Regions from separate parts of the Homo sapiens genome. Here region 1 is linked to region 2. A link is a loop called in an ENCODE intact Hi-C map of the cell type or tissue named here. Cell type or tissue: OCI-LY7. All regions are shown on one strand. Links, peaks and the distances in the headings refer to the core of each region. The heading gives the core; the rest is flanking DNA. Region 1 has its middle 16 kb from the start of WDR19. Region 2 overlaps RFC1 (replication factor C subunit 1).

The links. Peaks named below come from ENCODE experiments on the same cell type or tissue, not always from the same donor. Only the 100,000 strongest peaks of a DNase experiment are listed, where the experiment ranks them.
Region 1: a loop joins it to region 2, with 3 times the contacts of the local background. A loop is called at or near these places in 1 of 110 quality-filtered maps.

Annotation. Positions count from the first base shown.
Region 1 is chr4:39,165,343-39,168,257 of GRCh38, forward strand. No RefSeq gene overlaps it. Among named protein-coding and RNA genes, the nearest start is that of WDR19, 16 kb to the right of the region's middle. RefSeq lists an enhancer at 1,368-2,567. In OCI-LY7, for the core only: no CTCF peak of the experiment used is centred there; DNase peaks (open chromatin) are centred at 1,049, 1,519, 2,059 and 2,479; H3K4me3 peaks cover 2,500 bases; H3K27ac peaks cover 2,500 bases.
Region 2 is chr4:39,355,750-39,358,664 of GRCh38, forward strand. The region is part of intron 1 of RFC1 (replication factor C subunit 1); the gene reads right to left. Among named protein-coding and RNA genes, the nearest start is that of RFC1, 9.2 kb to the right of the region's middle. In OCI-LY7, for the core only: no CTCF peak of the experiment used is centred there; a DNase peak (open chromatin) is centred at 1,492; H3K4me3 peaks cover 2,302 bases; H3K27ac peaks cover 2,500 bases.

The sequences.
Region 1 (2,915 bases), core at 268-2,767, 190 kb before region 2:
GATACACACACACAAACACATATACATGTGTGTGCCACATTTATGGTTTATGACCATAGAGGAAAAGTATGGCAGAATTCATATTAAGTTGCTAACATGTATTGTCTTCTTGTGGGGAGGGGGAAAGGGTTTATGAGGAGGAAGAAGGGAAGGGAAGAAATGGTGAAAAAAAGGAAGGAAACAGCCACACTAAAAATTATTACACTCTTTTTAGTGGATCTTACTGCTACCCCTATTTTCCCTTCTGCTGACCAAGGTGGTCCACCACATTCCTAAGAAACACGAAACACATTACACTAAAAATGAGTGCTGCAAAAGCACTAAGCAACTGGAAAAAATTATACAGGTTAAAGAATAGGTAATTCTTATATGAAAAGAGCAAAATTATATCCATTCTTTCATTTTTTAGCTAGCTAATACAAGGAGTTTCTTTTATCAATAAGTATCTTGATGGCCAATTCCTAGCTAATAAATGCCATCAATTCATATTAAAATATAAACTGAGTGTTTATTCTGTGCAAGGCACTACTCAAGGCACTGTAGAAAACACAAAACAACAAAGGTCCCCCACTTTCCTTTCTGTTTTAACATGTGGAAGACTGGAAGACTTCCATCCTCACATCTTCTAGTCTGCTCAAAGCACTGTAGAAAATCCTAAATGCAAAAAGTAGCATCCTCTTCTTCACAAGAATGGGAAATGTCATTCAGTGTAGAGCTCCCATTAGTTACGACTAGTTCTAAAAGTATTCAGCATTTTTCATATTGTAGCACTGCCTGTATTCTTCCAGTCAGGCTAAACTGTCCTCAGCTCCTTAGGTGTCTCTCCGTGAAAAGATTTTCCTGTGTGCTCCTTGAAGGAAGCTACCACATGAAACTTAACCACCCAGCTTCCACTGGCTAAGGGTCTTTTCTCATTCAAAAATCTCCTATACTCTATCCGAGCTTCAGTGAATTCAGTCTCACTTCCTCATGCTATTCAGTTCTATTACAAGCCTTCCATCAAACATTTAAGAAGAGGAAAAAATAAAGACAAAAACCAACCCCCTAACCCCCAAATCAAACCAAGTGAAACACATTTTACTTCTTTTTATTTCCCTCTGGGGAAAAACATTATTCACCCTCGTGGCTTTAACTGCCAATGACTATATGCCAATGACAACATGTCTAGCTGTGACCCCTCGTAAGGCCCACTTCCAAGTTAGACATTAGACATCTCCAACTTGATATCCCATGAGTCCCTCATGATTTAATATACTCCAAACCAAACTGATACTCCCCAAATCTCATCTATCTGTATATCTTAGCTACTTATTCGGCTGCAGAAGCCAGAACCCTGAGTCCTGCTTGATTTATAATTTTGTTTTGTTTTATTGCTTATTATCTGTACAACGATGTAGCTTCTCGAAGACTGATTGAGTCTTTGATCTCTGTAACTGGCATGATGCAGTATCTGGCAGATAAAAGTTGAACAGGTCAGGCATGGTGGCTCACACCTGCAATCTCAGCACAAGGGCAACAAAGCGAGAACTCCACCTCCATAAATAAATACCTAAGTCAGCCAGATGCAGTGGCATGTGCCTGTAGTCCTAGTTACTCAGGAGGCGAAGGCAGGAGGATTGCTCGAACCCAGGAGTTTGAGAGCAGCCTGGACAACATAGCGAGGCCTTGTCTCCGCTAAAAATCAAATAAATTAGCCAGGCATGGTGGTGCATACTTGTTGTCCCAGCTACTCAGGAGGCTGAAGCTGGAGGACTGCTCGAGCCCAGGAGATCAGGGCTGCAGGGAGCTATGATTGTACCAGTGCACACCAGCCTGGGCAACAGAGCAGAGGCCCTGTCTCAAAAACAAAAAAAAGTGCACTATGAAAAATGTGTATATGGATTTTAAGATTATTTTGCACCAAAATAAACTTGTACCAGCTTGTTACAACATGTCTGAACAAGATCTAGTTTGAGGTAGTAAAAAGAATAAGACATCAGTTTTAAAAAGATCCCTATCAGAGCAACATGCTACTGAAATTGAAACGAAACAAACATCGACTTTATGGTGGGGCATGGGTGGGAGAATGGTGAAATCACTGATGCTTTACGGGAAGTTTATGGGGACAATGCCCCAAGGAAATCAGCAGTTTACAAATGGATCAGTCCTTTTAGAAAGGAACAAGACAAGCTGAAGATGAAACTCACGGCGGCAGACCACCCACATCAATTTTTTAGAAAAAAATGATAAAAATGTTTGCAGTGGTTCACACCTATAATCCCAGCACTTTGGGAGTCCAAAGTGGGTAGATCACAAGGTCAGGAGATCGAGATCAGCATGGACAACATGGTGAAACCCCATCTCTACTAAAAATACAAAAATTATCCAGGCATGGTGGCGTATGCTTATAGTTCCAGCTACTCAGGAGGCTGAGGCATGAGAATTGCCTGAACCCAGGAAGCAGAGCTTGCAGTGAGCCAAGATTGTGCTGCTGCTGCTGCACTTCAGTTTGGGCAACAGAGTGAGACTCTGTCTCAAAAAAAAAAAAAAAAAGGATGTGGCTGAAGATCCTGAAGTATTGCTTTGAAGAATTGTAATGGGAAATGAAATACGGCTTTACCAGTACAATCCAAAAGGCAAAGCACAATCAAAGCAATGGCTACTAAGAGATGGAAGTAGTCCAGTCAAAGCAAAAGCAGACCAGTTAAGCGCAAAGGTCATGGCAAAAATTTTCAGGGATGCCCAAGGCATTTTGCTTGTTGACTGTCTGAAGGGCCAAAGAACAATTAGATCTGCTTATTATGAGTGTTTTAAGAAAGTTAGCCAAGGCTTTAGTTTAAAAAAAAATGCCTGGAAAAGCTTCAGCAGAGTCCTCTACCATGACAATGTTCATGCTCATTCCTCTCATCAAACGGAAAATTTTGCAAAAGTTTCAA
Region 2 (2,915 bases), core at 309-2,808:
TACCAGCACTTTGGGAGGCCGAGGTGAGTGGATCACGAGGTCAAGAGATCGAGACCATCCTGGCCGACATGGTGAAACCCCATCTCTACTAAAAATACAAAAATTAGCTGGGCATGGTGGCACACACCTGTAGTCCCAGCTACTTGGGAAGCTGAGGCAGGAAAACCGCTTGAACCCGGGAGGTGGAGGCTGCAGTGAGCCGAGATCATGCCACTGCACTCCAGCCTGGTGACAGAGCGAGACTTCACCTCAAAAAAAAAAAAAAAAAACACTGGTATAACCTTTATGGAAGGCAATCTAGCCACACTTACCAAAATTTTAAAGGTACATACCCTTTGCCCAGTAATTTCATTTCTAAAAGAAATGGTAGGCAGGGCGTGATGGCTCACACCTGTAATCCCAGCACTTTGGGAGGCCGAGGCGGGTGGATTACGAGGTCAGGAGTTCCAGACTGGCCTGGCCAACATGGCAAAACCCCATCTCTACTAAAAATACAAAAATTAGCCGAGCTTGGTGGTACGTGCCTGTAATCCCAGCTACTCAGGAGGCTGAGGCAGGAGAACGGCTTGAGCCCGGGAAGTGGAGGGTGCAGTGGACCAAGATCACGCCACTGCACTCCAGCCTGGGGAAAAAGTGCAAAACTCCGTCTTAAAAACAAAAAAATTCATTGAACACATGAACGGTTATTCCTCAGGCCACTGACCTTCACAACTGCACTCAGAAAGAGAGGTTCTTGATTATGTAAACCAAAATAAATGGTAGATTTGTTTTTAAAGATTATGTATTAAAAGAATCTTTTAATTGGGATTAACTTTGTGCTATGACTTTACCTAAGAAATTTTAAGAAGGTATTAAATTAATGCTGATTATATATTATTTCTGAGCTAAGTTAATAAAACTGAGTTTCTATAATTGATTTTCTGTTACTCTCATATTAAAACATTGTGGCTACAAAAAACAAAAATATACTTTCACTTTTAGTAGGACATTTCCTCTTCTTTAAAATTTATTTTAAGTCAAACTAATAACTTTTTTAAAGAAATCAGAAATATCTCTAGATTTATAATTGATGTTACTAATTTAACAGTCTAGCATGGGTCTCAAAAACTTCTCTGAGGAAAACACTGGTGAGTGAAATATAAGTGTGGTCTGAAAAACTTTTGAACAGTAACAAGTTCTAGCTAGGAAGAATTTTAAGAGCCCGCATCAACTTTTTTCATTCAATCATTCATTTATCCATTCAAGAAATATTTACTCAGAGCCTTTTATGGACCAAGAACTATTTTTGATGCTTGGGATAAACAAAACAGGCTAGGTCTCTGTTCTTGTGAAGCTTTCATTCTACTTTCTGTTCCTAATCTTTCTTTAATCCATCTTTAGAAAACAAAGCAGAGCACAGAAAAGAAAGAACAGAAGAAATAAAGCACACTGAGGGAACAGAAATAGAGAATAGAAACTACTTCCCCTACTCACCCCAGTATCTGTTAAGTCTACCTGAGAGGCCACTCCCATGACAGCAAAAAGACCCATTTCTACTGCTGTTGTGGCAAGAGGGAAGAATAAGATTCTGAAGTCATAATATTTACTATCATTGAGCTTTAGACTACGCATTCAATGAAATACTCTATCACAGAAGTTTCCAGGTACCTGATCCAAAAATACAAATCAACACAGGCATATTAAAATAGCAAATGGAAATAATTATCTAATTTAAGTTTAAAAAGCATCTTTTCATACCTGCATAACTGGGATAACTAAAGCATTTGAGACTGTTTATGCCTGATCTAATGGTTTATTTCAGAATTTTGACATTTTCACCAGGGCTAATGTACTCCGATTATGGTTTTTATTCATCCAGGAGCTAACTTTTTTTTTTTTTTCCCTTGAGACAGAGTCTTGCACTGTCGCCCAGGCTGGAGTGCAGTGGGGCGATTTCAGCTCACTGCAACCTCCAACTCCCAGGTTCATGCAGTTGTCCTGCCTCAGCCTCCCAAGTAGCTGGGATTACAGGTGCCCATCACCATACCCAGCTAATTTTTCTGTATTTTTAGTAGGGACAGGGTTTCACTATGTTGGCCAGGCTGGTCTCAAACTCCTGACCTCATGATCCACCTCCCAAAGTGCCAGGATTACAGGCATGAGCCACAGCGCCCGGCCCAGAAGCTAGCTTTTTACAACTGACTTCTGAGCCAAAAAAATCAAATTTAAACTACTTAAATGAACACAGAAATAAAGTCCAACTGGGCCAAGCGCAGTGGCTCACACCTGTAATCCCAGCACTTTGGGAGGCCAAGGCGGGTGGATCACCTGAGGTTGGGAGTTCGAGACCAGCCTGACCAACATGGAGAAACCCTGTCTCTACTTAAAAATACAAAAATAGCCAGGCATGGTGGTGCACACCTGTAATCCCAGCTACTAGGGAGGCTGAGACAGGAGAATCACTTCAACCTGGGAGGCAGAGGTTGCAGTGAGCTGAGATCGCACCATTGCACTCCAGCCTGGCCAAGAGCAAAATTCCGTTTCAAAAAAAAAGAAATTAAGTCCAAACTGAAAATAGACCTACAACATAATAAAATAACTGTATTTCTCTAGGCAATATTATTTGTCGCTAAGTGTTTTAATAGCTTAGATATAAAGTCATGCAACAGTGCGAGAGATGTTTTTATACCAGGAAGTTTTACCTTCTAGTTTATTTGTATTTTTAGTGGAAATATAAAGTTCACTTGTAATTATTCATTCCTCTAATATTTGTGGAAAACGCACCGTGAGCCACGCGCTATATGGCAGTTCCCTCTCCTTGTGACCCCTGCCCTTACAGAGCTTATATGCTAGTGAAGGAAGTTGTCAACACCTGCAACAAGTTGCTCATTTATTAAAATAAGCCAAAATGTGTGCCAAGGAAACAAAGCAGGTGC